Regions from separate parts of the Homo sapiens genome. Here region 2 is linked to region 1. Evidence: read pairs that join two places in POLR2A ChIA-PET (ENCODE). Cell type or tissue: PC-3. All regions are shown on one strand. Links, peaks and the distances in the headings refer to the core of each region. The heading gives the core; the rest is flanking DNA. Region 1 overlaps LYPLAL1-DT (LYPLAL1 divergent transcript). Region 2 overlaps LYPLAL1-DT (LYPLAL1 divergent transcript).

The links. Peaks named below come from ENCODE experiments on the same cell type or tissue, not always from the same donor. Only the 100,000 strongest peaks of a DNase experiment are listed, where the experiment ranks them.
Region 2: POLR2A ChIA-PET joins it to region 1 with 5 read pairs; 3 of 35 experiments call an interaction of 5 or more read pairs at or near these places.

What each region holds. Positions count from the first base shown.
Region 1 is chr1:219,067,434-219,083,154 of GRCh38, reverse strand. LYPLAL1-DT (LYPLAL1 divergent transcript) reads left to right here. Exons shown (of 5, transcript NR_038845.1): 5 at 1,212-2,182. Among named protein-coding and RNA genes, the nearest start is that of LYPLAL1-DT, 98 kb to the left of the region's middle. RefSeq lists a silencer at 855-924. In PC-3, for the core only: no CTCF peak of the experiment used is centred there; no DNase peak of the experiment used is centred there.
Region 2 is chr1:219,122,873-219,138,593 of GRCh38, reverse strand. The region is part of intron 3 of LYPLAL1-DT (LYPLAL1 divergent transcript); the gene reads left to right. Among named protein-coding and RNA genes, the nearest start is that of LYPLAL1-DT, 43 kb to the left of the region's middle. In PC-3, for the core only: no CTCF peak of the experiment used is centred there; a DNase peak (open chromatin) is centred at 9,433.

The sequences.
Region 1 (15,721 bases), core at 5,085-7,584:
ACAGATCATAAACACTAAAGAACAAAATGAAACTATTAGAAATAAAAGTAATATAGTCATTGCTAAAACAAAACCCTGGGGAGGAGGTGGAGTAAGATAGCCGAATAGGACCCTCCAGCAATTGTCTTCCCCACAGGAACACCAAATTAAACAACTGTCTACACAAGAAAAAGTCTTCACAGGAACCAAAAATCAGATGAGTGATCATTGTACATAGTTTTGACATCATATCAAGGAAAGAGGCACTGAAGAGGGTAGGAAAGACAATCTCGAACAGCCAACACCACCCCAACTCCATCCATCAGCAGCAGCTATATGGAATGGAGAGAGAATATGTGTGCTTGCAGGAGAGACAGCTCAGTGATTGTGGGACTTTGCATTGGAATTCAGTTCTGCCTGCCACAGTGGAAAGCAACATGTGCAGAACTCAACCAGCAACCACAGAGGGAACATTTAGACCAGCCATAGCCAAAGGAAAATAATCCATGCCAGCGTTTGGAACCTAGGTTCCTGCTATTACCACCACTGCAGGCTAACGCTCTCTGGGGTCCTAAATAAACTTGAAAAGCAGTCTAGGCCCCAAGGACTGCAATTCCTGTGCAAGTTTTGGTGCTGTGCTGGGCTCAGAGCCAGTGAACTTGGGGTGCACACAACCTAGTAAGACACCAGCTAGGGTGGCTAAGGGAGTGCTTGTGTCACCCTCCCACAGCCCCAGGAAGCGCAGCTCACAGCTCCTTCTTCCCACTTGAAGAGAGAAGAGGGAAGAGAGTAAAGAGGACATTGTCTTGCAACTTGGATACCAGCTCAACTACAGTATAATAGGCCACCAGACAAATTCCTGAGGCCCCTATTTTAGGCCCTAACTTCCAAATGACATTTCTAGACACACCCTGGGCCAGAAAGGAACCCTCTGCATTGAAGGGAAAGACCCTGTACTTGCAGGATACATCACCTGCTGACTAAACAGCATTTGAGCCTTGAAAAAACATGAGTGGTAACAAGGAAGTACTCACCACAGGCCTTGGGTGACACCCAATGCTGTGTTGGTTTCAGGTGTGACCTAGTATATTCCCAGCTGTGGTGGCCACGCAGAGAGACTCCTGCTTGAGGAAAGGAGAGGGAAGAGTAAAGACGAGTTTGTCTTGCATCTTGGGTATCAGGTCAGTAAAAAACAAACAAACAAAAAAAACAACGGGCTTCTTTTGTTCCAGGCCTTGCCTCCTGGATGGCATTTTTGAACCCACCCTGGGCCAGAGGGGAGCCCACTTCTTTGAAGACAGAAACACAGGACTGGCAACATTTACCATAAGCTGACTGAGCAGCCATTGGGCCTTGAGTGAACATTGGTGGTAGCCAGGCAGTACTTGTCTCAGTACTTGCCTCAGGCCTGGGGTGTCGGTGACCACAGGGAGAGCATCCATCTGCTTGAGGAAAGGAGAACAAAGAAAATAAAGGGCTTAATCTTGCACTTGATTGCCAGCTCAGCCATAGTAGAATACAGCACCAAGTAAATTCCTAAGGATCCTGATTCCAGGTCCTGGCTCCCAGATGACATTTTAGGACTTGTCTTGGGCTTAGGGGGAGCTCGTCATACTGAAGGGAAAAACACAAGCCTGGCTGGATTTGCCACCAGCTGAATAAAGAGTGCTTGGGCCTTGAGTGAACATTGGCAATAGCCAAGGAGTGGTCACCATGGACCTTAGGCAAGAAACCCGGTGCCGTGCTGGCTTTGGATCTGACCCAGCATAATCTCACTGGTATTTTACTTCTTGTCCATTTACTTTTTAGTTTATCATACACACCATGTTTACTAGTACTAAAACTGTCTTAAAATATTGCAATTTTGACCCTTTTTCTAATTGACCTTTATGTTTTTACAAGCACATTTTATTACATATGAATGAGACTTTACTATGTTATATGTAACTCTTAATTCTGTAAATAATAGATTGCTTATCTGAAATATAGCTGATATTTGTTTCTTAATTATTTGGCTATTCCCTATATGTTATACTCTACTAAAGATCATGGGATTTAGATTCAGAAAACTTACTTCCTAGCTCTTATTATTTCTGTGATCTTGCAAAAGAAAACAAAAATGAACCATTGTTTTTTTATCTGTAACAGGAAATGTACTTCACAGGATTGTAATGAGAATTAAATTAGATAATATACATGAAAATCACTTCTGAATTGTCAAGTAATTTGTTAATACTGTCACTATTATCCAGATGTTTGGTAGACTTAAATGGTTTGCCTTTGCCTGTATACTGAGTAAAGAAGCAGCATTTTGGCATTACCAGTTCCAAAACCCAAAACGATACAGAAATCCCGTAACAGAAAATTAAACAGTCTAACCTGGATTCCTCCTACCCCCCTGCCCACCACCTTCATGCTGTGATTCCCAAGATGATTGGAGGGAAAATGCCAGAAACAGATCCATAAACTGCCCATGAGACATACTATAAACAGAAAATGAACCCGTCTTATGTCAGGGCAGGTGATTGAAAAATTAAAAGAGCTTAAGAATAGAAAACTCTGCAATTCCAGATGGTCTCCCTCTAAGGAGTGCACAGGCGATAAGTGACTTGGGGAATCTGTGATGAACATGTGCGAGTCATCTCTGAAAACGGAGGACGCACAGGTGGCTGGTTTTGAATTGAACACCACACCTGTCTTTGTAATAATGCTTGCAATTCGGCATTGCCTTTCATCAGGGCTTCTTGACAGGTTTTGCAGATATACCACTGCAGCTTTTAGAAGGGATGTTAAACCCATTTTGGAGAGAGACATCTTAGAATTGTATGATAAAATAAATGAAGGTTGCAGAGTGGGCTAGAATAGAACAAAGAAATCCTGATAGCCCCCTTTAGGGAAATATGTTGTATGCTTTCTTTTTTTTTTTAATTAAAGCTGATCTCTTTTAAAATTTCACTCAGAAATTAAACAAACATTTACAAAGCACCTACTCTGGGACAATACACGAGGCACAAATAATATACAAAAATGAGTAGAGATTAGTCCCTGCATACAATAAATTTATATTTAAGAGCTAGAGAGGCATTCATTTATAACATGGCTATAGGCCATCATTTTTAAGTAGAATAATATTGGCATAAACAAATGTTAGGTAATCATGGAAGACAGTGATTTTGGTGGAGTAATTGTGGAAGACTTCACAGAGTAAACGGCAATAGTGTAGTTAATCGCATTTTTACAGAAATGTAAATAAGGAGAGAATGGTCCAGACAGAAGCGGTGGCTTAGGTAAAAGTACATGCATGTGAAAGTTTCTGACAAGTTTATAAATGTTCAAATAGTCTGGGATTAACAAGTATCTAACAAATCTGTATCGTCTAGATTATAGTGCAGGCATGTATGGCTGTGTAGATGAGTGTGAAAAAGAAGAGATAAGAATGATTGTGGGAAGTAAGCAAGATTGTGAGGGTAGGCTCTGGTTATATTGTGGAGACTTTGAAACTATGAATAAGAATTTGTTTTCTATAGAAAATGGGGCAGGGATCAGGGATAGGAGGGGAATGTGAACATAACAATGCTGGTGGAAATGTGGACAGTGAATTAAGGAGGGAAAGGAAGAGGGTAGTAAAATGGCTATTAAAATGAATCAGCTGAGAGATGGGGCTTGAAAGGAGAAGATGGAGTCAAGATATTTCAGACATAGAATATATTTTATCTCTGATTAAATGCTGAGGGTTAGGGAAGAGAAAAGTTGAGAATGACTCCAAGACCTATAGCTAGAGACTGAGTGGATAGTGATGGCATTAACTAAGGGAAGACACAAACATAGGCAAGTAGCTTTAAGATGAGGAGGAGAATATCAACTCAGCTTTTGATATTTTAAGTTAGATATGCAAATGAGGCACCCTTAAAGAGAAGACCAATAGGAACTCAGAAATTAATCTGGCCTTAGAGAGAAAAGACCCAGCTCTTTCTCTAAGATTTGTAGGTCCTAAGACAAGACTGCAAATGGAGGACTGTGTACCATATGTTAAATATTTAAAAGTTATAAATCAAGCCACAAACTGTTAAATAAAATATCTAACCTCCTACCATGACAAACATGCTTTCATATCAACCTCAAAGGCCAAGTTCGAATTACAGTTCCATGATAAAATATAGTGGCAGTAACTCAGAAAGGACCTCTTCTCCTCCCACTTTACCCTCCTTCCCGCTAGCCCTATCCATGCACAGGCCTCAGGGTCACACATGGAAATCCCAGGCTTAGGAGCTATGTGAAGCCATTATGAAGATCTTGAAACTATGAGAAGAAATTTGTTTTCTATTCTATAGAAAATGGGGCAGGGATAGGGGCAGGGAAGGAATGTGAACATGATGATATCTCCACTTCATCCCTGCTTCTCACAAACAACCACTCCTTTGTCACCACTTGGATCTTGGGATACACTGGATGTTTGGAAGTATAGTCCTGAAGTCAAGAAGCCACTAGGCCCTGGAAGTAGATTCAACGAGATAGAGAATGTGAATAGGAATTATGATGGTCCCAGGTACCCAGCATCTGAATCAGAAGGGATAGTGTGAGCTGGGAGACAACTGGCCCTGGAGGGGGAGGATGGGAGATAGAGCAAATGTCTAAAGCTTGGAGTCTAGAAGGGGACTTCTCTTGCCCTGGTCTAAAAGGGTTGATGAGAAGAGACTCCTAGAAAAGTAGATTTGACAGTCAAATATTTATGGGAGTGAATGAAATAAAGAAAGCATAGAGGAATAGGAAAGATAAAGTATTAAAAGGTAATTTAAATTACAAATAAAAGGTCATTACCACTTGTTTTAATTTCAATTTTAAGTTCTGAAGTACATGTGCAGGTGTAGGATGTGCAGGTTTGTTACATAGGTATACGTGTGCCATGGTGGTTTGTTGCACCTATTAACCTATCACCTAGGTATTAAGCCCAGCATGCATTAGCTATTTTTCCTAATGTTCTTCCTCCTGCTTTCCCCCAACAGGCCCCAGTGTGTGTTGTTCCCCTCCCTGTGTCCATGTGATCTCATTGTTCAGCTCCCACTTATAAGTGGGAACATGCGGTGTTTGGTTTTTCTGTTCCTGTATTTGTTTGCTGAGGATAATGGCTTCCAGCTCCATCCATGTCCCTGCAAAGGAAATGATCTCATTCCTTTTTATGACTGCATAGTATTCCAAGATGTAGCTGTACCACATTTTCTTTATCTAGTGTATCATTGATGGGCATTTGGGTTGATTTCATGTGTTTGCTATTGTGAACAGTGCTGCAACGAACACACATGCGCATGTATCTTTGTAATAGAATGATTTATATTCCTCTGGGTATATACTCAGTAATGGGATTGCTGGGTCAAATGGTATTTTTGGTTCTAGACCTTTGAGGAATTGCCATACTGTCTTCCACAATGGTCGACATTACCACTTTTAAGAAGTAGATCATATAGTACCCAAATATGGAGCTGGGAGGGGAGGAAACAAAGGTAGCAAGTGCAGTGTACCCCTACAAGAAATGTATCAGAAGAAAGAAGCAGCTACAGGAAGAACTTACAAAGATCAAGAATTAGGGATTTTTTTAAAAAAATAATAAAGGGTTAGTTTTTCTTGTTAAAATGTCTCGTTGCAATAGTGAAAGCTACCCAAAAAGCAGATTAAAGGGTTAAAAACCAGATGTCATTTAGAACAAGGAGTTTAAATGATGAAGCCTAGGTTTGTATACATGAGGGAAAAAATACAAATGAGGCAGAAATATTAATTTTTATGAAAAATGTAGCTGTACTGACTACCATTAATGTCAACATTAATAAATAGTTTCTGTGAAGGATGCAGTTTATGTTATTTCAGTCAATACATGGAGTTGATTGTCTAAGTACTGGCGTGTCTAATTTTATATATGAATCAAGAATGTCTATCCTGGGAAGAAAAGTCAGCAATCATACTGTGAACCCAGTTCTCTGCTCAGAGAAGAGTGGAAGAGCATAAATTACACCCAGCCATGGAACAGCCACACTCAGTGTATTAGACAAGACACATATGTGTAAATAACAAAAGACACTATAGAATCATCAATAGGAAATTGTAATTATTTTGGTGATAAACAAAATAGGGATATCAATGTAGCTGGGCTGGCAGTCCAGAGATCCTAGGGTTTTAGCTTAGTTTGCTAGATTGTTTGTGAATCAGGATAAAATATTCAACTCAGCCTTAGTTTCTTCATTCATCATGTTGAACTGTGGATTTTTATGATCTAAAGCTCTGGAAACTTTTGTTCAAACAATGTCTTTCTGGGAAAGGTAAATAATTAAAATGATGAAAGCAGTGCTGGATTAAAGTAGGTGAGAGCTCCAGAACTCTGTTGCTCACTTTACTTCCCTTCCCATTTCTAACTCTCTTTCAAAAGCCTTCTAAGTGTCTCTATGTTGCACAGTTGGAAAATATTTGAACTAGATAATCTCTAAGAGTTATTCCAAGTATAAAATCCTGTGACTCTACTAAGTCAGGTACAGCTTTGCAGATGAAGTGGCGCTTGAGTGGGCCTTTGAAACTAGGCCATATATTTGGATTAGTGGGTAGGAAGAGTGAAGATATTTAAAACAGGAAGAAGAGCATAATAAAAGAAATAGTGAAAGGAATAATACTGGTTTCCTTGGCAGAGGATGTGTGGAATAATAAAGAGACTTTTCTAACTAAACTGCAGGGATTGTAAGGTAGAGCTGTGGGAAATAAAATTTAAGTGCAGGGCACTTGCTTTTCATATGAGAGAAGTGTTATTCCTGGATACTCTGCATAACTTAAAACTCAAATAATTCAAAACAAATTTTCCCAAAGGGGGAATGCATTTTTGGAACTTAAGAATTTCTAATTCTTTAGTATATATTTAGTATATATTTGCTTTGAAATTGCTTTTTACATTTTCTTTATTATTTTGCTGAGGACTCTTTCCTACATTAATATTGGTGGTTGTTTGCTTTTCTTCATAGTGCTTTATCACATCATATGTCTATTCCAGTTATTAACTTTATTCTTTTTTTCTCAGCACTAACTTTAGCAGCACCATTTAATGAACTTGAGTAACACTGTGCAAGGATATGAAAAACAAGATTAGAAATGATAATAAGAGTGCTTGCTTAGATTCTAAAACCAAGACTCACTTTCAGAAATTCTGATACAAAAAGTAATCGATAATGGTTCTCCTAATACTGACAAAGGAGAGTTTGTGTTTCATTTTCCTAGTGGCGTGGGTGATGACAATAACATAAACACAGTTTGCAATTAACTATGTTTTCAAATTATGCTATTTTGCAAGAATTATATAAATTGTATTTCTCATCAGTTCAAATTTGGCATGAACATTTCTTTAATCCCACAGTTTCATAATTTACAATCTTACTTCTGTGTATTGTGAAAATGGTCTGAGCATAGGGAATGTATGCTATTTATCTTTGTAATCCCTGAGGTATCTTAGCACTCTGCCTCTCAAGAAATACAGCATCTGCTAAATGGAATTGATTTGTTCCACAGATAGTTTGCCCTGGTCAGAGGTAAGATTAGGGAGTGGAAATTCATAACTTAGGTTCTCCAGATCTGGTTGCACGCTAAACATAAAGGAAACACAGAGTAAATGCTTATTGATTTCTGAACTAGGAGGGTGGGCTTTTCTAACCACACCAATTTTAGCCATTGCTATATCTTGTAAAGCTATAAAGGATTGATTAAACACACTGACTTGTTACTGAGCAAGATTCAAGGAAGATGTGTGTCTTGGACAGGGAACAGCTAGAGACTTTGTGCTCAGTTAGGCTGGGATGACACATGGAGAAAAACATATGGAGTCAAGGGTGACTGTAGCCAAGAAGAAAGGTGAAGCAGAGTGTGGAGCAAAACATGCAGCTGGAAGCAAGTGGCTGACTACAGCCCAAAGTGCTATAGCTCTGTCTAGGCAATGCCAAAAGTCTAGGTGAGGAGTGGAAAAATCAAATCAATCATCAGGATGGTTCAAAACATCCCGATGTGTGTTGTCATCAGGGCCATCACTAGGGGTATGTGGGGATAAGGCAAATAGTCTTCCCACACTCCCCCAGCCCAGATATTTTTATTCAGTTGAAATCATCCTGGAAATGGAGGCTTAAATAAAACTAAGCCTTCAAAGAGCTCTGCATATTCAATCTACAAAGAGCTTATGTAAAGGTGGGGAGTAGTAATTCGTCTTAGTGCCTTAGGGGCCCTAAGAACCATATCAGGGTTTCAAATTGTTAGATTCTAGTGATAGAATCAGATATGATACATTATAAATGGTTGAATAATTCATTTTTAAATATGAATGTTATCTAGTACTTTAAGCCTATTGTCTGAAAGTCAATTAAGTGGGTTTATCCAGTACATAATGTCAGCAGAAATATAGGAAAGCAGCTATAAATGAATGGAATTATTTGGAATAGTTCAACATAGGCCTGTACAATGTGATAATTAAAAGTAAATCTTAAGGTCAAACACAGGGAAAATAAGTACACCCTCAGAAATGAGGTGACAGATTTCTTTTTTTCAGAGATCTCTATGACTAGTTTTCCTGAGGCCACAGGCTGTGACTTGCATATCCCTAGAATATTTGGTTTGGCCAAAATATGCATTTGGAATGAACAGTAGTAGATAAGAGAAAGACCTTTAGCCTTTGATTTGGCCACTACAGCACTCATAATCAGAATTTATTTCCAGGTTAGAGCCTAGATTCCCAAGCCAAACTATCCAGCATACATTTCAGTTGGGAATAAGGGTTACATTTCTAGGCTTTCGGAAACACTTGACGAGATCTTTGAGTGAAGCGGATACAGAAAGCAGAAGATGAAGGTGGGAACACTGACATTTAGAGCGCAGAGGGCCAGGCATGTATAAGAGCTCAGTTTCAGAGGCCACAGGAATATGTGCAAGTCCCTATCAGAAGTGAGAGGGCTCAGGGGAGAACTTGACACTCTTGGCTTTAATTATTGGATAACTCTATTTTTTATTATTATTATTATACTTTAAGTTTTAGGGTACATGTGTACAATGTGCAGGTTAGTTACGTATGTATACATGTGCCATGCTGGTGTGCTGCACCCATTAACTCGTCATTTAGCATAAGGGAGGCACTGCACCAAGTATTGTTCCAGGTGATAGGAAAACAGCAAGGAACAAAACCAGCTTTCCTGTCCTGTGGGACTTAAATTCTAAACAGGGAGATAGGCAATAGATAATCAAATAAAAATGAAAAGACACATGATATGTCTCATTTTTATAGAAGAAAAATCAAGAGGAGTAAGCCAAGGAAGAGTAAAGGATTGTGTACCTGGAAAGGTGACTGTTAAATTGGAAAATGATGATTGTGTACACTGGTATGTACTACTCAGATTGTATCCAGAAACTTTTTCTAGGAACCATTTTGACCTACTAGGTACACGAGGCATTTCTAGATACAATAACAGATAAAGATATCACTCAATTGAATCCTTATTTTGCATTGAATCAGACCTGGTTGAAGAGGGAATTGCTAGTTTTGGTCTAGATGGGTTGAGACATGGAAATGGCAACTAGTATTTTTAAAAATGCTTTAAAAATTGTGATCTTATACACTTCTAGTGAGAATGTAAATTACTACAACTTTTATGGAAAGCAGCAAGGAGATTCCTAAAAGAACTAAAAATAGATCTACCATTCAATCCAGCAATCCCACTACTGGGTATCTACCCAAAGGATAAGAAGCCACTATATGAAAAAAACACATGCACACACATGTTTATTGCAGCCCAATTTGCAATTGCATAGATATGGAACCAACCTAAATGCCATTGACCAATGAGTGGATAATGAAAATGTCAAGGAATACTACTCAGCCATAAAAAGAAATGAATATGTCTTTTGCAACAACTTGGATGGAGCTGGAGGCCACTATTCAAAGTGAAGTAACTCAAGTAACTCAGGAATGGAAAACCAATTATTGTATACTCTTACTTATAAATGGGAGCTAAAGTATGTGTATGCAAAGGCATACAGAGTGATATAATGGACTTTGGAGACTTGGAAGGTGGAAGGTGGGATGTGGGCAAGGGGTAAAAAACTACATATTGGGTACAGTGTACACTACTCAGTGACAGATGCACTAAAATCTCAGAATTCACCACTACATAATTCATCCCTGTAACCGAAAGCCACTTACACATTAAAAGCTACTGAAATAAAATAAAATTCTTAATTCACATACCGTAAAATGTGTACATTGCTTGATTTTAAGCATATTTACAAAGTTGTGCAACCATCATTACTAATTCCAGTACCTTTTCGTTACCCCTGCAAAAATTCTATACTCATTAGCAGTCACACTCCAACGTCCACTCCCCTCATCTCCTAGCAACTACTAATCTACTTTCTTTCTCTATGGATTTTTCTCATATCAAAGGAATTATACATTATTTGGCCTTCTATGTATGGCTTTTTTCATTTAGTATAATTGTGTTAGTGAGTTTTCACGTTGCTGATAAAGACATACCCGAGACTGGGCAATTTAAAGAAGAAAGAGGTTTAATGAACTTGCAGTTCCAAGTGGCTGGGGAGGCCTCACCATCATGGTGGAAAGCAAGGAATAGCAAGTCATGCCTTACATGGATGGCAGCAGGCAAAAAGAGAGAGCTTGTTCAGGGAAACTCCCCCTTATAATACCATCAGATCTCATGAGACTTAGTTGCTATTACGAGAACAGCACAGGAAAGATCTGCCTCCATAATTCAATTACCTCCCACTGGATCCCTCCCACAACATTTGGGAATTCAAGATGAGATTTCGGTGGGGACACGGCCAAGCCATTTCTTTCCACCCTTGGCCCCTCCCAAATCTCATGTCCTCACGTTTCAAAATCAAACATGCCTTTCCAACAGTCCCCCAAAGCCTTAACTAATTTTAGCATTAACTTAAAAGTCCACAGTCCAAAGTCTCATCTGAGACAAGGCAAGTCCCTTCTGGCTATGAGTCTGTAAAATCAAAAGCAAGATAATTACTTCCTATATACAATGGGGGTACAGGCATTCGGTAAATACAGCCATTCCAAATGGGAGAAATTGGCCAAAACTAAGGGGCTACAGGCCCCATGCAAGTCCGAAATCCAACAGGGCAGTCAAATCTTAAAGCTCCAAAATGATCTCCTTTGACTCCATGTCTCACATCCAGGTCATGCTGATGCAAAAGGTGGGTTCCCATGGTCTTGGGCAGCTCCACCTTTGTGGCTTTGCAGGATACAGCCTGCTTCCTGGCTACTTTCACAGGCTGGCATTGAGTGTCTGTGGCTTTTCCAGGTGCACGGTGGAAGCTGTCAGTGAATCTACCATTCAGGGGTCTGGAGGACGTTGGCCCTCTTCTCATAGCTTCACTAGGTGGTACCCTAGTCTGGACTGTGTGTGGGGGCTGCAACCCCACATTTCCCTTCTGCACTGCCCTAGCAGAGGTTCTCCATGAGGGCCCTGCCCCTGCAGCAAACTTCTGCCTGAGCATCCAGGCATTTCCATACGTCCTCTGAAATCTAGGCTGAGGTTCCCAAACCCCAATTCTTGACTTCTGTGCACTGGAAAGCTCAACACCACATGGAAGCTGCCAAGGCTTAAGGCTTTCACCCTCTGAAGCCATAGCCCAAGCTCTATGTTGGCCCTTTTTAGCAATGGCTGGAGCAGCAGAGACACAGAGCACCAAGTCCCTAGGGTGCACACAGCATGGGGACCCCGGGCCCAGCCCAGGAAACCATTCTTTCCACCTAGGCCACTGGGCCTGTGTGGGAGAGGCTGCCACGAAGACCTCTGTCGTGCCTGGAGACATTTTCCCCATTGTCTTGGGGATTAATATTTGCCTCCTTATTACTTATGTAAATTTCTGTAGCCAACTTGAATTTCTTCTCAGAAAATGGGATTTTCTTTTCTATCGCATTGTCAGGATACAAATTTTCCAAACTTTTATGCTCTCCTTCCCTTATAAAACTGAATGACTTTGACAGCACCCCAGTTGCCTCTTGAATGTTTTACTGCTTAGAAATTTTTTCCGACAGATACTCTAAATCATCTCTCTCAAGTTCAAAGTTCCACAGATCTCTAGGTCAAGGGCAAAATGCCACCACTCTCTTTGCTAAAACATAAGAAGAGTCACCTTTGCTCCAGTTCCCAACAAGTTCCTCATCTCCATCTGAGACCATCTCAGCTTGGATTTCATTGTCCATATCATTAGCAACATTTTGGGCAAAGCCATTCAACAAGTCTCCAGGGTGTTCCAAACTTTCCCACATTTTTCTATCTTCTTCTGAGCCCTCCAAACTGTTCCAACCTCTGCCTGTTACCCAGTTCCAAAGTCGCTTCCACATTTTGGGGTATCTTTTCAGCAGTGCCCCACTCTACTGGTACCAATTTACAGCATTAGTCAGTTTTCATGCTGCTGATAAAGACATACCTGAGACTGGACAATTTAAAAAAGAAGAGGTTTTATGGAGTTACAGTTCCAAGTGGCTGGGGAGGCCTCACAATCATGGCAGAAGGCAAGGAGGAGCAGTCACGTCTTACATGGATGGCAATAGGCAAAAGAGAGAGCTTGTTCAGGGAAACTCCACCTTATAATACCGTCAGATCTTGTGAGATTTATCTGCTATCATGAGAACAGCATGGGAAGACCTGCTCCCATGATTCAGTTATCTCCCAAAGGGTTCCTCCCACAACATGTGGGAATTCAGGATGAGATTTGGGTGGGGACACAGCCAAACCATATTAATAATGTTTTCAAAGTCCATTCATATTACAGCATGTATTAGTGCTAAATTTCTTTTTATGAATTTTATTCCATTATATGGATGTATCATATTTTATTTATCCATTCAGCAGTTGATGGAAGTTTGTTTCTACTTTTTGGTTATTATGAAGAATGCTGGAATGAAAATCCATGTACAAGTTTTTGTTGTATATATGTTTTCAATTATCTTAGGTATATTGCTAGGAATGGAACTGTTGGGTCATATGGTAACTCTGTGTTTAACTTTTTGAAGATTTGCCAAACTTTTCCAAAAGCAGGTGCAACATTTACAATCCTGGTTGCAATGTATTGAAGTTGAAATTTCTCCACATCCTCCTCAACCCTTGGTATTGTTTGTCCCTTGATTATGGCCTTCCTAGTGGGTGTGAAATGGCATCTGATTGTGGTTTTTAATTTGCTTAATGACTAATGATGTGGAACATATTTTCATGTACATGTTGGCTATTTGTATATCTTTGTAAAAATGTCTATTCAAATTCCTTGTCCATTTTTGAATTGGCTATTTGTCTTTTTATTAATGCATTGTAAGATTTCTTTATATATATACTATACATATAAAGTATATATAAGCTATATGTATACATGTATATTTTATATGTGTGTATATATATATCATATATATTTTTAAAAATCGTGATTATAAAAATCCCCACTCCAGGTACCCAGAGGTACAAATATATACAAGATATAATTGGCACCAAGTGGAAGAATAGGCTAAGAATGAATCTACCTAAAGTCAATTAGTCAAGATAGATTGCCAATGCTGTACTCTAACAGGTCAAAAGGATCTCCCAAGCTGAATCCTTGTCAAAATTTACTAGTTGCACCCATAGAATGCCAGAACATATTTCAAATCATATGTCTGATAAGCCTAACATCCAAATACTGTCCTGCACCAAATAAGGACATTTCAGTCATTGACTAACCACATATAAGACAATGGTCCCATAAGATCATAATACTGTATTTTTACTGTACCCTTTCTATGTTTAGATACACAAATACCATCGTGTCACAATTGCCTAAAGTATTCAGTGTAATAACATGCTATACAGGTTTGTAGACTCAGAGCAATAGGCTATACCATATAGCCTAAGTATGTTGCAGGCTATACAATCTAGGTTTCTGTAAGTACACTTTATGATGTTTGCAGGAGGACGAAATCGCCTAACAATGCGTTTCACAGAATTTTCTCCATCATTAAACAACACATGACTGCTTATATCCTATTATCGTTGGCTTTGTCCTGATCACAAGTATGAGGAAACTTTGGAGGACACCAAATTTAAATGTGAATGATGACATTAATAAATACCATTTTGGACAGGTAAGGTGGAGCAAAAAGGAGTTAAGGAAAGAAAATGGCAAGGAGAAGGGAGGAAAGAGCAGCAATAAAGACAAACCACATTTCCCTTATATGTTTACTTAGGATGCAGCTTTAACCTTTCTTTGACCATAAATTAGATCCACTATTCATGACTTTGTTTGCAAAATTACTTCCATGCCACACTTACGATGCATAGCATTGTGATTATATATAATGCTAGATGTGTCTTTTTTTACAGAGAGCTGAAAGATGTAATAATTTATTTTGTTCATGGAGAAAAGTCTTTTCTTATAGGTGCAGAGAAGGCCATTTCCCATCTAATTTTCTTATTTCAGATTAATAAAGGAGAGTATTTATATCCAAATATATATCTACAATTTAACCTAATAAGCATAGACATTGGAGTCTTTAAGATGATTTTGCCTGAGTGTCATACTTAAAAACAAAGCACAATGAAAATGGGGAAATTGGCCAGGTGAGGTGGCTCACACTTGTAATCCCAGCACTTTGGGAGGCCAAGGCGGGTGGATCACGAGGTCAAGAGTTCAAGACCAGCCTAGCCAAGAGGGTAAAACCCCGTCTCTACTAAAACTACAAAAATTAGCCAGGCGTGGTGGCAGGCATCTATAATCCCAGCTACTCGGGAGGCTGAGGCAAAAGAATCGCTTAAACCCAGGCAGCAGAAGTTGTAGTGAGCCGAAATCACGCCACTGTACTCTGGCCTGGGTAACAGAGTGAAATTCTGTGTCAAAAAAGAGAGAAAGAAAGAAAGAAAGAGAGAAAGAGAGAAAGAGAGAGAGAAAGGAAATGGGGAAATTGACATTTGTTGATTATTTCTTAGGTGCCTGGGGTCTGCCCATCCTGTAAAAGTGGCACTGACGCTACACAATCTAGTTTAATCTGTATCCCTGTATTATCAAATCAAATCATTCCTCAATCCACTAATAAGATAATCAAGCTGGTAGTTAGCTTTGTGCAAATAATATACCTTCTGCTTTACTAAATCATAGAGTTTTTAGATGAAATACATTCTGAGGAGATAGATGTGTTCATAATAGGTAGTCAAAAATAGGGTATGTTTTAAAAGGTAAAATGCTACTTTAAATACATAGGATTATTGAGAAAATTCAAAGAGATACTGTGTCCACTCAAAGCTTTTTTTAAAAAGAGAGATAATAATAAGACTATATTGATTTTATAAAATGGATGACTAAAGAGTAAAAATGAAGATTCTATAGTATTGACTCGACACAGCAGAGGAATCAAGATGGTCTCCCTGAACTCCTTTTATCTGATAATGTTCCATAGCACTTACCCCAAATCACCAAATTTTTAGCCAGTTTTTAAAAAACGAACTTTGACACTTGGCAAATTCATGAGGAAGACATGTATCCAGGTTTTATGGCCCAGCTCAACATTGGACTGTCTTGGGCCTAGCACTCTTTCGGCTCTTTAATTCTCTGAATAATGTCCGCCTATACAGCTGAGAGAAATTTGTCATCTTCTCAGTTGTTATAAGTCATCACTTTCATGCCCTACCTACAGCACATGTGAATTGTGGGGGCTTAAGGGAAAGTGCGCTTGTGCATGTCA
Region 2 (15,721 bases), core at 8,294-10,793, 52 kb before region 1:
TCCAATTTGTCCATTTTTTCTTTTGTTGACTGTAACTTTGGTGTCATATCCAAGAAGTCATTGCCTAATTCATTGTTGTAAAGATTTTGCCCTAGGTTTTCCTCTAAAAGTTTTATAGTTTTGAGTCTTACACTTAGAATTTTGATCCATTTTGGGTTAATTTTTGTATGTGGTATTAGATAAGGGCCCAGCTTCCTTCTTTGGCATGTGTTTACCCAGTTTTCTCATAACTATTTGTTGAAGAGACTGTCCTTTTCCCATTAAAAGTTCTTGCCACCCTTGTCAAAAATCATTTGGCCATATATGTGAAGGTTTATTTCTGTGCTCTTTATTCCATTCAATTACATGTCTGTCCTTATGCCAGTACCACACTGTTTTGATTACTGTAGCTTTGTAGTAAGTGTTGAAATCAAAAAGTGTGAATCCTTTAACTCTGTTTTTCTTTTTCAAGATTGTTTTGTCTATTTAGGATCTCTTGAGATTTCATATAAGTTTCAAAATGGATTTTTCTATTTATGCAAAAAATATTATTGGAATGTTGACAGGGATTACATTGAATCAATAAATCACTTTGGGTAGTATTGGCATTTTAATAATACTAAGTCTTTTGATCCATGAATATGGAATGTGTTTTTATTTACTTACATCTTTAATTTCTTTCAGCAATGTTGTGTAGTTTTTATTGTACAAGTCTTTCATCTTTAGTTTCTAAAGTACTTAGAAATTGACTTTTCAGTGCTATTATAATGGAATTTTAAATGTTATTTCCTTTCAGATTGTTCATTATTGGTGTATAGAAATGCAACCAATTTTTGTGTGTTGATATTGTATCCTGCTACTTTGCTGAATTCATTTACTAGCTCTAATAGATTTCTTATGGAATCTTTAGGATTTTCTACATATAAGATCATATAATATGCAAACAGAGATAATAATTTTACTTCTTTCTTTCCAAGTTGGATGTCTTTTGTTCTCTTGTCTTCACTAATTGCTCTAGTTAAATCTTTTAGTACTATGTTGAATAGAAGTAGTGAGAGCGGGCATCCTTGTCTTTTTTTCTGATCTTAGAAGAACAGCTGTAAGTCTTTCATCATTGAATACAATGTTTGCTGTTTGCTTTTTATGTATGACTTTTATTATGGTCAGGTCGTTTCTTTCTATTCCTAGTTTGTTGAGTATTTTTATTGTAAAAAGGTATTCTGCATCAATTGGGATAACGATGTGCTTTTTGTTCATTCTGTTAATGTGGTATATTACATTGATTGATTTTGTATTTGAATCATTCTTGCATTCCCAGATTAAACCTCACTTGGTTATTGTATATAATTCTTCTAATATGTCACTGAATTAAGTGTGCTAGTATCAATGTTCACAAGAAATATTGGCTTGTAATTTTCTTTCCTTGTAGTATCTTTATCTGGCTTTAGTATCAGAGTAAAGCTGGTAAAGCTGGCCTCAGAAAATAAATTAAGATGTTTTCTCTCCTCCTCTTTTTTTCTTTTTCTTTTTCTTTTTTGGAAAAAGGTAAGAACAATTGGTATTAATTCTTCTGTAAATGTTTGTTAGAGTTCACCAGTGAATCCATTAGGTTCAGAGCTTCGCTTTGTTGGGAGATATTTGATTACTAATTCAGTTTCCCTACTAGTTATAGGTCCAAACGGATTTTAAATTTCTTAATAATTTAGTCTTGGTAGATTTTATGTTTTTAGGAATTTGTCAATTTCATCTACTGATCCAATTTGTTGGCATACTATTGTCCATGGTATACTCTCTTGTAACCTTCTTGTTTGTGTAGAATTGGTAGTCATGTTTTCATTTTCATTTGAGTAGCTTCTCTTTTTCTTAGTTCAGCCAACTAAAGTTTTGTCATTTTTGTTAATCTTTCCAAAGAAACTAATATTGGGGGGCTTATAATTTTCTCTATTGTGTTTCTATTCTCTATTTCCTTTATCTCTGCTCTAATTTTTATTTTTTGCCTTCCATCTGGTAGTTTTGTGTTTAGTTTGTTTTTTTTTCTAGTTCCTTCAATTGTAAAGTTAGATTGATGATTTGAGACCTTTCTTGTTTTTTAATGTAACCAGTTATAGCTATATGTTTCCTCTTTAGCACTGTTTTTGCTGCATCCCATAATTTTTGGTATATTTTCATTTTCATTCATCTCCAAATATTTTCTTCATTTTTTGATCCGATTGTTGTTTAAGAGCATGTTGTTTTATTTCCACAAAGTTATGAATTTTCCAGTTTTACTCTGTTACTCATTTCTAACTTTATCCCAGTGTTGTCACAGAAGATACTTTGTATGATATCTATCTTTTAAAATTTACTGAGACTTAATTTGTGGACTAATATATGGTATATCCTGGAAAATATCCCAAGTGCACTTGAGAAAAATATATATATGGCTGTTAGATGTGTTGGTGTATTGTGTTAAGTTCTCTGTTTTCTTACTTTTGTCTGGTTGTTCTATTCATTATTGAAAGTGACGTATTGAAGTGTTCAATTATTATTGAAGAACTGTCTATTTTTCCCTTCAATTATTTCACATTTTCCTTAATATATTTTGATGGCCTGTCATTAAGTGCATAAATGTTTATGTTATTATATAAACTGTTATATCGTCTTGATAATTTGACTCCTTTATCATTGTATTATAACCTTTTTGTCTCTTGTGATCTTTTTGACTTAAAATCTATTTTGTCTGGTATTAGAGTAGCCATACTTGCTCTATGTACTATTTGCATGAAATGTCTTTTTCCATCCTTTCAATTTCAATTTTTGTGTGTCTTTGGATCTAAAGTGAGTCTCTTGTAGACAGCATATAGTTAGATTGTGCATGCTCTTTTTTAATCCATTTTGCCAATCTCCCTTTGATTGAAAAATCTAATCAATTTATATTTAAAGTAATTATTGATGAGAAAGAATTTACTTCTGAATTTTGCTATTTGTTTTCTATGTAACTTTTGTAGCTTTTGTGTCACCCATTTCATGCATTGCTGCCTTCTTCTGTATTTAGTTGACTTTTTGTTTAAACTTCTTTCTCGTTTCCTTTTGTATATATTCTATAGCTATTTTCTTTGTAATTGCCAGGGATGTTATATTTAACATCCTAATGATGTAACACTCTGATTTGAATTTATACCAGTTGACTTCAATAATATACAAAAACTCTACTTCTTTAATAGCTCAATTCTTACCCCATTCAATTGTTGATGTCATGAAATTACATCATTATAAATTGTGTGCTGAAAAATATGAAATAGGAATTTTTCTAAATACATTAGTCTCTTAAATTATGTAGAAAACAAAATGTGGGGTTACACATCAAAGTTACAAAATATTGGGTTATAGAGAAATACTTTTTAAAATGTCTCTTAAATAAAAGTAGAGTTGCAAACCATCATTACAATAATATTATACCAGCTTTTATTATTGCCTGTATATTTACCTTTATTGAGATCTTTATTTCTTCATATGGCTTTGCATTACTGTCTAGTGTCTTTTTTTTTAATTTTTTTATTTTTTTGAGATGGAGTCTTGCTTTGTCACCAGGGTGGAGTACAGTGGTGCGATCTCGGCTCACTGCAACCTCCGCCTCCTGGGTTCAAGTAATTCTCCCGAGTAGCTGGGACTATAGGTGCATGGCACCATGCCCAGATAATTTTTGTATTTTTAGTAGAGATGGGGTTTCACCATGTTGGCCAGGATGGTCTCGATCTCTTGACCTCATAATCTGCCTGCCTTGGCTTCCCAAAGTGTTGGGATGACAGGTGTGAGCCACTGTGCCTGATCCTGTCTAGTGTCTTTTTATTTCACCCTGTAGGACTCCCTTGAACATTTCCCTTAAACATTTGCAGGGCAGGTCTGTGTTTATCTGGATATTTTAAAACTAGTCCTTTATTTTTGAAGGATAGTGTTGCAAAATACAGGATTCTTGGTTGACAGATTTTTTTTTTCTTTTACTACTTTGAATATATCAGCCTGATGGCTCCTGGCCTCCAAATTTTCTTATGAGAAACCCAATAATGTTATTGAGGTTCCCTTCTATGTGATGAATTGCTTTTCTTTTGGTGCTTTCAAAATTCTCTCTTTGCATTTGTCTTTCTAAAGCTTCATTATATGTCCTGGTGTGGGTCACTTTGAGTTCATCTTACATGGAGTTTGTGGAGGTTGAAGTACCTCCATCCTGGATGCTAATCTGCCATGTTGACTTCTGATGAACTGCAATTCTGAGAATGCCTCTTAGATTTCTACTTTCACATGCTTACTGCAAATCCTGTCCTTAGGTCAAAACAACTTTGATATTATCATAAACGTATACTTACCATAAATGCTGCCTGTCCTTAGACAGATTTTCTGTGGTAAGTAAGTCCTGGGTCTAGGGGATAATGACATGAGGATCCACCATGTCGTTTTGTGGCCTTCTGAGACATGCCTCCTGTTTCTAAGTCCCTAGTAAGTGTTCCAGCCACACTACCCTCCTAGGTGCTCCTTTGACACACCAGGAGCTACTTGGAGCTTGCTGTATTCCTGTCCACTCTTCCACATGGCTCACTCTTTCACATCTTTCAGCTCTTTCCTCAAATATCTTTTTAGTTAGACTTTCCCAAAAACCTTAATTAAAATTGCTACTGAAATCAGTTTTGCAAAAATTACAACAGTGAGGAAATTACGATGGTGAAAGTGATCTAACCTAACCAACTCCATCTTACTTTTAATCTTCAAACTGCCCTTTGTCATTCCTAGGCATGGGCCCAAGTAACTTTGGGAGAAATTTATAGTTTAAATAATAATAGCCCCTCCTCAAACTAAACTGCCTTTGTAAAACTAATGAAAGGCCACCAGGTTAGGAGGATGAGAGGGGCCTGAATTCTGCTAAGATGTAGATGTAGTTAAATAATTACCAGCTGTTATTCCAGAGGTCACAAGATTCGCAACTTCTTCAATTACTCCTATAAATAACATCACTATTGTAGAACCTAAAATTGGCCTTTTAAGATGTTTTTTCAGGCTTCTGCCTTTTTGACAACCAGATGGTTCCATCCAGACTAGTGACTCCTCTGTGGCCCCCACCCACAAGGGGACTCAGTGCACAATGACTCTTTTCCACACCCCTATGATTGCATCTCCAACCAACCAGCAGCACCCATTCCCTATCCTCTTACCCGCCAAATTGTTCTTGAAAAACCCTAACCACTCGATTGTTGGGTCAGCTGATTTGAGTCATAATAAAACTCCAGTCTCCTGTTTAGCAGACTGTATGTGTATTAAACTCTTTCTCTGTGCAATTCCTATCTTGATAAATAGGCTATATCTGGGCAGCAGGCAAGACTTACACATTTGGTGGTTACACTACCCACTCAACACTTCCTATCCTCACCTGCTTAACTTTTTTTGATACTCTTTGTCACCTTCAGCACACTGTATTTTAGACTTAGTTATGATGTTCAATGTCTATCTCTCCCTACGAGAATATAAGCCCTGAGGACAGAGATTTTTGTCTTTGCCTTTTTTTCTCCCTGTTTATATCCCCAGGTCACAAAGCAGTATTTGGCAGCTTCTTGATTTATAATAAATATGTGTTAATGAGTGCCTATATAATTAAACTAATTTGCAAATGCATTGGCATGAAGACAACTGTATATATAGGAATTTTTAAAGAGATGTTTATTAATATTTTGAGGATGTGTTTTTTGAATAATGCTTAAAATAAGTACTTCTTTTGCTAACAAATAGGCATCTAATGAAAAAAGAAATTGTCATTTTATTTTCTGAATTCCAGTCACCTTCTTTCTTCCCTGCCTGGGCCAGCCAGAAGAAAGGGTAGCATTTTGCTAAGTTCTAAAAAATTCTTCATTCTGCTCTATGTCATTTAGTGTTAAATTCAATCTGATTATTGTCTGTATATTATAGTTATATTCTTATATTATGAATGTCTTATAGAAATGCAGTTACTAGGAATTAATGCTGATCATTTCAGAAAAAAATACAAAATTAATGAATAAATACATGTAGACCTGGTACACCCTGTGTAATAAAGCAATTATGCATATCCTTCAACTAAAGTTTGCCTATGTTCACAATAATCACTTCTGCCCATTTGAGAATATATGTGCTTGCACATCTTGAAGCATTTAATGTTATTCACATCAAGTTTTGGCACCTCATAGAGCATAAGCCATGCCTAGGATAGTTAATCATGGGAGCTGACATTCTTCATTTTCTGTACCTTAAAGTTAAAACTTATTTAAGGTAATCTTTTTTTTTCATATTTTTTCACCAAAGTAAAACTTCCAGAGCATGAAATAATGCAGTTAGTGTAACAGATTTTAAAAAAAAAAAAAAAAAACTACAGTAACTTTTTCTTGTGGTTATATAACGGCAAGGTCAAACTAAGGTGCCATCTGTCTAGATTCCTATCTCAAAATTCAAAAGGAATAACTGGGCATTGGGAAGCCTGCCTCACTGACAAAAATCAGTGACCAACACAAGACAGGGAAATGACGAAAATCCTCATCATTGGCCTGTTTTTTTCTGTGCAAATAGGTCATCAGGAGGAACCATGTATGGTGGCTATCTGGATGTTTGTTTCCTAAGAGCCCAGTGGGAGTTTCTAGTGCCTCCCCAAACTTCCTGCCTCGATTTGAAGTGTCTCTACAGTCTGATTCTCTTCATCAGCTATCCAAACTTATTTCCCAGTAATTTCATTCTAAAGCCTCTGTTTCTGTCATAATGATCCTGACTGTCTCCAGCCCTATTGCACTCACAGCTGTTTCTGTGCCTTATTTAAGTTGTTCCCTCTGCTCATATTCACCCTCTGTTCCACCCTGACACAGTTTTAGAAATTTTAAAAACGCATTTAAGATTTACCTCCTCTAAGATACATTTCCTGGAGAAACCAATTCATACAATCACTTTTCTCGTTCTTTAAAAAATTCATTAATTAATTCATTCACACTATACTTGAAATCTACCCATGTGCCAGATCCTGCTGGAAGTAATGAGGACAAAAGTGAATAAGAATTAATAAACTCAGCTAGGCACAGTGGCCCACGCCTGTTTCCCAACAGTTTGAGAGGCCAAGGCAGGTAGATCACTTGAGGCCAGGAGTTAGAGACCAGCCTGGCCCACATGTGAAACTCCGTCTCTGCTAAGAATACAAAAATTAGCCAGGTGTGGTGGTGTGCACCTGTAATCACAGCTACTCGGGAGGCTGAGGCACGAGAATCACTTGAACCCAGAGGAGGAGGTTGCAGTGAGCTGAGAATGCTCCACTGCACTCCAGCCTGGGTGATAGAGCAAGACCTTATCTCAAAAAAAAAAAAAAGATTAATAAACTCACAATTCATGGTGAAAAATGATGGAAAATAACAGAGTGTTGTATAAGTACTCAAGAGAAGTCACTGATTCCTGTCTGCTGCTCTTTATATACTTTACCCAAATTCACCAATTTCAACATTTTGTTACATTTGTTTTTCTTGCTTGCTTTTTCTCCCTACATTTCCTGAACTACTTGTGAATAGATTGCATATATTATTTCCCTTTACTCTTTAATAATCTGTGTATTATTTTCAAAGAACATTTCTCACATAACCACACTCAAATGGTCAAATTCAGAAAATGTACAATTGATACAATATATACTTTTATGCTTTGCTATTTTCCTTTGATATATTATGGAAGTAACTCCCTACTGCTTCAGTGAATTCTTCTTCATTTTCTTTTATAGCTACATAATACTATACTATTGTATTGTGTGCATGTAACATAGTATATTTAACCAATCTCCTATGCCTGGATATTTAGGTAGTTTCCAATATTTTGCAATTACAAATAATGAGGTAATGAATAACCCCTTGCATGTATTTTCATATTGTTCAGGGTAAATCCCAGGAAGTGGAATGGCTGCATGAAAAGATAAATACATACACAGTTTTGTTAAATATTGCCAAATCTGCCCTTCCATAAGAGTTAGGCCATTTTGCCTTCCTTTCAGCAACATATGAAAGAATCTTGCCAGTAGTGTATTTATATGCTTTTGAGGTTTTGCCAATATGATGGATAAGAAAAGTTATCTCAGCGAGCTTTAGTGTACATTTCTACTTCTGTGAGTAGAATAAGCTTTACATGTAGGGACCACTTGGTTAACTATATCTTTATGCTTTTGCTCATTTTCAACAGGATTTTAAAATCTTTTTTCTCAATTTTCAAAGCTTTTTACATATTAGGAATATTAGCATTTTTCTTTCATATTTGTTGCAGTAATTTTTTTCTGTTTTCCATTTATCTTTGAGTTTACTTATGGTAATTTTTTGTTTGTTCAATTTGTTTTGCCATTCAAAAGCTTTTTAATTTTTTTTTATATAGTTAAATTTATCAATCTTTCCTTTTATTGCATCTAGATTTGGGGAGCATAGTTATAAAGTTTGGCTCTATATCAAGGTTAATAAGGAAGAATTCACTCGTGTTTCCTTTTAGTACTTGCATGATTTCATTTATTACATTTAGATTGCTGGTAACATTTGTAGTTTATTCTTGGTAATGGTGCAAGGAATACATCTAGTTTTATCTTTTACTAAATGATTACCTAGTTGTTCCAGCACCATTTATTAAGGAGGTCTTCTTTGTCCCATTGATAACATCTTTTACATAGCATGTATATATATACACACACACACATATACATGTACATATGTATGTGTATGTGTACATATGTATATGTACGTGTGTGTGTGTGTGTGTATATGTTGAAATTGGTGAGTCTGGGTAAAGTATATAGAGCAGCAGGGAGGAATCAGTGACTTCTCGTGAGCACTTATAACACCCTCCGTTATTTTCCATCATTGTTCATCATGGATTGTGAATTTATTAGTTCTTATCCACTTTTCTGTCCTAATTACTTCCAGCATATCTGGCACATGGGAAGATTTTGTTTATAGTGTGAATGAATTTTTTATAGGTGTGTGTGTGTGAGAGAGAATCTAGTTTTAGACCTAATATTCTACTTAACTGGTCTGCTTATTCTTGCATCAATTCCATACTTAATTGCAAAGTTATGCTTATTTAATATAGTAGGTCTTAGCCACATGTGGTTACTGAAATTTAAATTTATTATAATGAAATAAAATTAAAACTTCAGTTGTTTAGTTGCACTAGGTATATTTTAAGTGTTCATTTAGCCACATGTGGCTATTTTATTGGACAGTGCAGATACAAAAAGTTCCATCATCACAAAAGGTCCACTGGATAATGCTGTTAAAGAGGTTTTTTAGTATGTTCTAATATCTGGTATGGTTAGTACTTTCTTATATCTCTTTAAAAAATATTTTTTCTGGCTTTCCCTTTTGGTCTATTTAATTTTTATTTTTTGAGACAGGGTCTCGCTTTGTTGCCAAGGCTGGAGTGCAGTGACATGATCATTACTCATTCATTGCAGTCTTGACTTCCTGGGCTCAAGTGATTATCCCACTTCAGTGTCCTAAAGTGCTGGAATTACAGGCATGAGCCACTGCACATGGCTACTTTTTAATTTTTTTTACAGAAACAGGGTCTCAATATGTCGCCCAGGTTGGTCTCAAACTCCTGGCTTCAAGAAATCCTTCCCCCTTGGCCTCCCAAAGTGTGGGGATTACAGGTATGAGCCACTGTGCCTGGCTGTTTATTTATTTTTTTATATGAATTTTGTTATCACCTTGCCTAGCTCAGGGAAAAAGCTCCTTGGTATTTTATTAGGAATATATTTAATTTATAAATAACTTTGGGACAGCTGATACAATTGATGATGTTGAGGTGTACTTCCATTTGTTCATGTCTACTTTTGGTTTTTCAGAAGTGTTTTATACAGTAGTTGCCCCTTATCCACCGTTTTGCTTTCCGTGGCTTCAGTTACCCAAGGTCAATTGTAATCTAAAAATATTAAATAAAAAATTCCAGAAATAAACAATTCATAAATTTAATTTAAATTGTGTGTTGTTCTGAATAGTGTGATGCCGTTACACACCATCTTGCCTGGGATGTGAATCAGCCTGTTTCCAGCATATCCACACTGTCTACACTACCTGCCAAGGAGTCACATAGTAGCCATCTTGGTTATCAAATCAGTTGTTATGATATCGCGATACCTGTGTGTTCAAGTAACCTTTATTTGATTTAATAACTGCCTCAAAGCAAAAAAGTAATGATATTGGCAATTCAGAGATGCCAAAAGGAGAATCCAGAAAGTGTTGTTTTTAAGTGAAAAGCTGAAATCTTTGACTTAAGGAAAGAAAAATATTGAATACCACATCTAAAACTTCTATCCATGAAATCATGAAGAGGAAAAAGAAATCTTACATAGAAGAAAAAAGAAATCTGTGCATAGTACATGTAGGGTTTAGTACTATCTGCAGTTTCAGACATCCACTGGGGTTGTTGGAATGTAGTTTCCATGCATAAGCGAGGACTACTGTAACTTCCTTCATGTCAGCTTCACACATTTCTTGTAAGTTTATCCCTCAGGATTTTACTCATTTTTATGAAAGCATTAATGGAATTTTCTCTTCTATTATATCTTCTACCTGCTTCTTATTTATGTACAGGCTTTAATGTTTATCTTATATTCTGCTGTATGACTGAATTATTTTATTGTTTTAGTTTTATTATTCATTTTCTATTGTTATTGGATGTTATTAAAGGCTTTTTCAGCATCTATGGAGATAATTATGTGATTTTTCTCTTTAAGTCTATTAATGTGATAGATTATATTATTTAGATTTTTCAATATTAAACAATTCTTACACTTCTTATATCAATCCTTCTTAGTCATGGTAATGACTTCTTCTAAGATCCCTCTAAAGTTACTTGCTTGCCTGTATTAATGAACATTTTCTGATCTAAATCTTCTTTTTACCAGGCTCCCATCTGCCAACAGAGATATCTTCTGTTATCTCAGCTATAGTTTTTGATACCAAAAATTTCTTCTGGTCATGACATCTGCCACTCATCAGTGTCTGAACTTAGTGTCTTTACTGGTTCAATGCCTTTTCCTATCCTCCCCCACCTTCCCATTATTATCCCACCATAGAGAACACATCTAGTCTGAATCAGCTCCGTGTACATACATATTGTCATGTCTCCTGTGTACGGCTACATCATATATAAGTGATAGCAATTACTTTTGTCCATTCATTCGCTTAACAAATATATATTCAACATGAACTAACGACTGCATGCTGTACCATCTGCTCAACTATCTAAACTCACATTCCCTGTCCTAATTGAATTTAAAGTCTTGTGGGAGTTGCAAACAAACTAACAAAAATTATCTTTAATGAGAGGAGCACTGTGTGCAATTAGGAAGTCAAAAAAGACTTCCTACAGTTAATGATATTTACCCAAATCTGAAAGACAAAAATATGATGAGGGGAAAAACAGAGGGGAGGGTATTATTGGTAGAGTTTATAGTAGGTGCAACAGTGTGAGAAGACCATGACATGTGTGTGGAACTTGGAAAGGTCACTATAAAGAAGGGGGAGGGATGAGGAATGAAGTGATGATTAAGGTATTTCCATGACTGTTCCTATTGTGGTCATCTTTTTCACTGAGTAAATTAATATCTGAAGTGGTCTTCATTTTTACATTATGTCACTTCGGGTTTCATCTGTGGAACCCTTTCCCTGGCTAGGAATCATGTGTTGCAGAGCAGATATCTTACACTCTACTTTTCAAAACATAAACCAGTAACTGCTCCTAATGAAGAAGAGGCCATTGTTCTCTTTCACTAGGAAAAACTTTATAAACCTCAAATATATTTATTTATTTTGTCAAAACTCACTGCCTTGACAAATAGAACCTAACTCAGAGTCCCTAGAGACTCGGTTGGACACAAACTGTGTGTTTCTGGCCAGAGCATGTACGAGCAAGGAGCTCAAGTAGATCCAAGGATGCAATTGAAATTAAAAGCCAGGGAGACAGTTTAAGGGTCAACCTTAAGAGGCAAGGCAGAGAGGGCAGAAACTATCAGTTTATTCAGGAATAAGGCATTTGGAACTAAGGCAAGTGAGTATTAGACTAAAACAAGGGATTTGGACTAAAGAGTGGGAGTGGATTCTGGATAAACTCCATGAAATGTTGGAGTAGCCCCAGGGACATTTTTATAGGGCACATATGGTCTCAGCTGTGAGTGAGGAAGGAGCTGTTAAGGGCTAAGCTAGATCTTGAGGAGGTCTCAGTCTTTTGTGGATGAAACAGTAGCAATGCAGTCTGAGAAGTTGTATGCTCGAGGCATGCTCCAAGTAGGAGAAAGCTTTAGGATTTTAATGAGGACTTCATAGGAGTAGCATTTAAAAGATATAAGTTGGATGATTGGACGAAGGTAAGGAAAGCCTAAGAGGAGCAAATAACATGGGTCAGGGTGGATGTAAAAAGAGCATCATGTTGCATTTAAGAATCAGTGTCTAGACTGTAGAACAGTAACTTATGTGGAATATGCCAAAGGTATGTTGGGTCCTGTTAGGTACAAACTGGTTAAAGATGCAGTAATCCTAGAAGAGTAGGGCTAGGATTAGGACAATTAACTTCAGCATACACTGGCTTCAGATGGCTCATTTGGCGCTATTTGGATTGGCACTGATGTGCTAAAGTTCTGACCTATTGCATACAACACAGCTGTAGGAGTCTCAAGATGATGGTGATAACAAAGTCTCATCTCATGTAAGTGACCATTTAAGTTGGGTCAGATCTCCAGCCAGCTGTGAAGGTCCAGTGATATGACTGTTACTCTAGTTATGTAGCATGCTACAAACCTGTTCAAGCAGGCTAACTTTCAGTACAGAGCTAGAATCCTGGTGTTAGAAGTGGAGGGTGAACAAGGAAATTAAAGCCTAAACATATAAGAATTAGACAAACATTGAAAAGTCAGTGAGACGGCTGAATCTTGGTGGGCTTATACATGCTAAGGGTTAACACACAGCATAACAATGACCAGTCTAAGGGCAGGAAAACTGGACTCTACTGCCTGATCTTCCCAAAGAGTTTAACTGACTCAGGCAGAATCTGTTCCAAACCTTGGTATGGGCTGGGCACAGTGGCTCACGCTTCTAATCCTGGCACTTTGGGAGGCTGAGGCGGATAGATCACTTGAGGCCAGGAATTTGAGACCAGCCTGGCCAACATGGTGAAACCCCATCCTACTAAAAATACAAAAGTTAGCCAGGCATGGTGGTGCACATCGGTAGTCCCAGCCACTCTGGAGGCTGAGGCATGAGAATCATTTGAACCTGGGAAACGAGGTTGCAGTGAGCCAAGATCTTGCCACTGCACTCCAGGCTGTGCAACAGACCAAGACTCTCTCAAAAACAAAAAAACAAAAACAAATCAAACAAAAAAACCTTGGTATGATTGTCTTCTGAGTGAAAATCTTCGGGGTCCATAGCTGAATAGGTTGTAGTTGTATCTAATCAGTGAGTTTTCTATGTCTCGCTGAGAAGTCTGGTCTTTATCCCTTAGGTAACTGAGGATCCTTGAAGAATTTTTGGAAGTGAAGTAACCAAACATAATTTTTCTTTTGGACGATGACTCTGGTGGTAATATGGAGGACCGATCTGGAAACTTGTAATCTCATCAGGAGACTTTTTTCCTTAAGATAGGTTACATAGTAATGGTTTAAATTGACTCAATGACAATGGGCATAGAAGTAGATATAAGGGAATGCCAATTTACTCCTTTATGAATTGTTGTTTCTAACAAGATGTGGCTTATGACTCTTTGAAAAGGCAATTAATTTACCTGTGTTGTTTTGTAAACACTGCCAACCTCACATGTAAATGGAGAGAGGTAGCCTTTATATGTGTGTCCACCTTTCTCCCAAATCCACATGACAATCCTCCTATTTATTGGGTGATAGATACCCTAGACTGACATTAGTGTCTTTTTGTAAGTGCAAGGCATGGCTCTGTTAGTTCCTAATAAGGTATTGACCCTTAAGCTATCACTTATTTTTTTTCTGCATCTGAATAAAATCAAAGAATATATTTGGAACAAGGGGGTCAGTAGACATAAAAAGTCTCGGTCTGCTAGGTGAGAGCAAAGGAGCTACTTATGTTCCCAGATAGGAAGACCGAGTTCACTGAGAATAAAGATTTTTGGCAGCTTCACAGCCTTGACCAGGTGATGCAATAAAGAAATAGAAACCTATCACCAAAAATGGAGTTCAAGCAGATTGGGTTTCACGAGATGATTTGGAAAGTTTTCATCGAGCGCACATGCAGAGATTCCAATAGCAAGTGATAATGGACTCTGAGAAGCTCTTCACATGCACTGTATTTGTACTAGATAATTCACACTAGAGAGAGGCAATGAGCTAAGCTCAGTATTAATTTCAGGCCTCCTCCCTTCTTATTTAAAGGAAACCCATGCTGTTTTACAAAATTGTCAAATTTGGCTGCATTTTGTCTGTTACTGTAATTGACCTTCATCCCAAATGTCAGGTGGCTTTGTCTAAACCAAAGCAAATGGCCTTTTTTTGGAGTGTTTTCTTTCTTTCTTTGTTTATTATTATGGATCACAGTTGTGTGCTAGGTAACTATAGGGTAATATTGGCAAGCATGTCACATTTTGTCCTTTTTGCTATAGATATGCATTATAAAACTAAAGAAAAAAGACTTCATTGGCTATTCTATCTCCATCCTGACCCATGGATAATTTTTTTGTCCCATACTTCTTCCCCCAAATTAAACATTTTAATGTACTCTCAATTTACAAAATGAGAAAAAAATCTATTTACTTTCAAAGATGAAGTACCTGTCTAAGCTGCATATACGTGGAGCCTCTGGCTTAAACATTTCTATCAAAATCTATTTTGTTACCCATTCAAAACCGGAATATGCACATCTCCAAGGGCAAATAAACAGCCCAAGTGAAATTTAAAATTTTGCAATTATTGATTTTGAAGCAGCCGAAATGCTTCAGAAAATACCTAGAAACTTTTATGCTTAATTTCAGGACACTCAAGAAACAGAAAGTTATTTAAGCATGTATCAAGACGCAAAATATTGTAATAACTAGGTACAGTGGGCATCAGCTATCCAATATCTTTGGACCACCATCTTCTACATTTGTATAGTTCCCTACAGTGTAAATCACACTTTCCAAGGAAGAATCCCTTTCTCCTGAAACAAACATTTAATTTGGTTTCTATAAATAAAATACACCTGGGGAAGACTTTGCTTAGAAACTGAATCAGGCAGACAAAACTGAAAGATACGATGCCTTCCTTTCTCGGAGTGGACTGTGGCAGAGCTGTAATCACAGCTTTCTGAATCTCAAACTTCCTTATTTTGGCAGAGGCATCAGCTTCCTTGGTGGGCCAGTTGGGAGTGTGATTCTGGGAGTCATTCCCGGAACTTAGCCTAATGTCTGTTTCCTCAGCCTCACGATGACTCTGTGAGCCACCCAAATCTTGTAACAAAATCCTTTCTTCCTAAAGAAGGTAGAGTGAATTCTGTTATCACAACTAAGAATCCTAGCATATTTGATAATTGCTCTGCAGGATGGATGATACTAGCAGCCAGTTTGAGCTGGGAACGAATCAGATTATATAATAGCAAGAGCCTTGGCATGAAGGAAAATGATTTTAAAAGTGGGAGAGATCTAACTAATTTTGACTGTGTTAATTTAATCTTGTGTGGTCCACAACATGATTTGAGCATCTGAACGACCATGTCTTATATTTATTTAATATAAAATA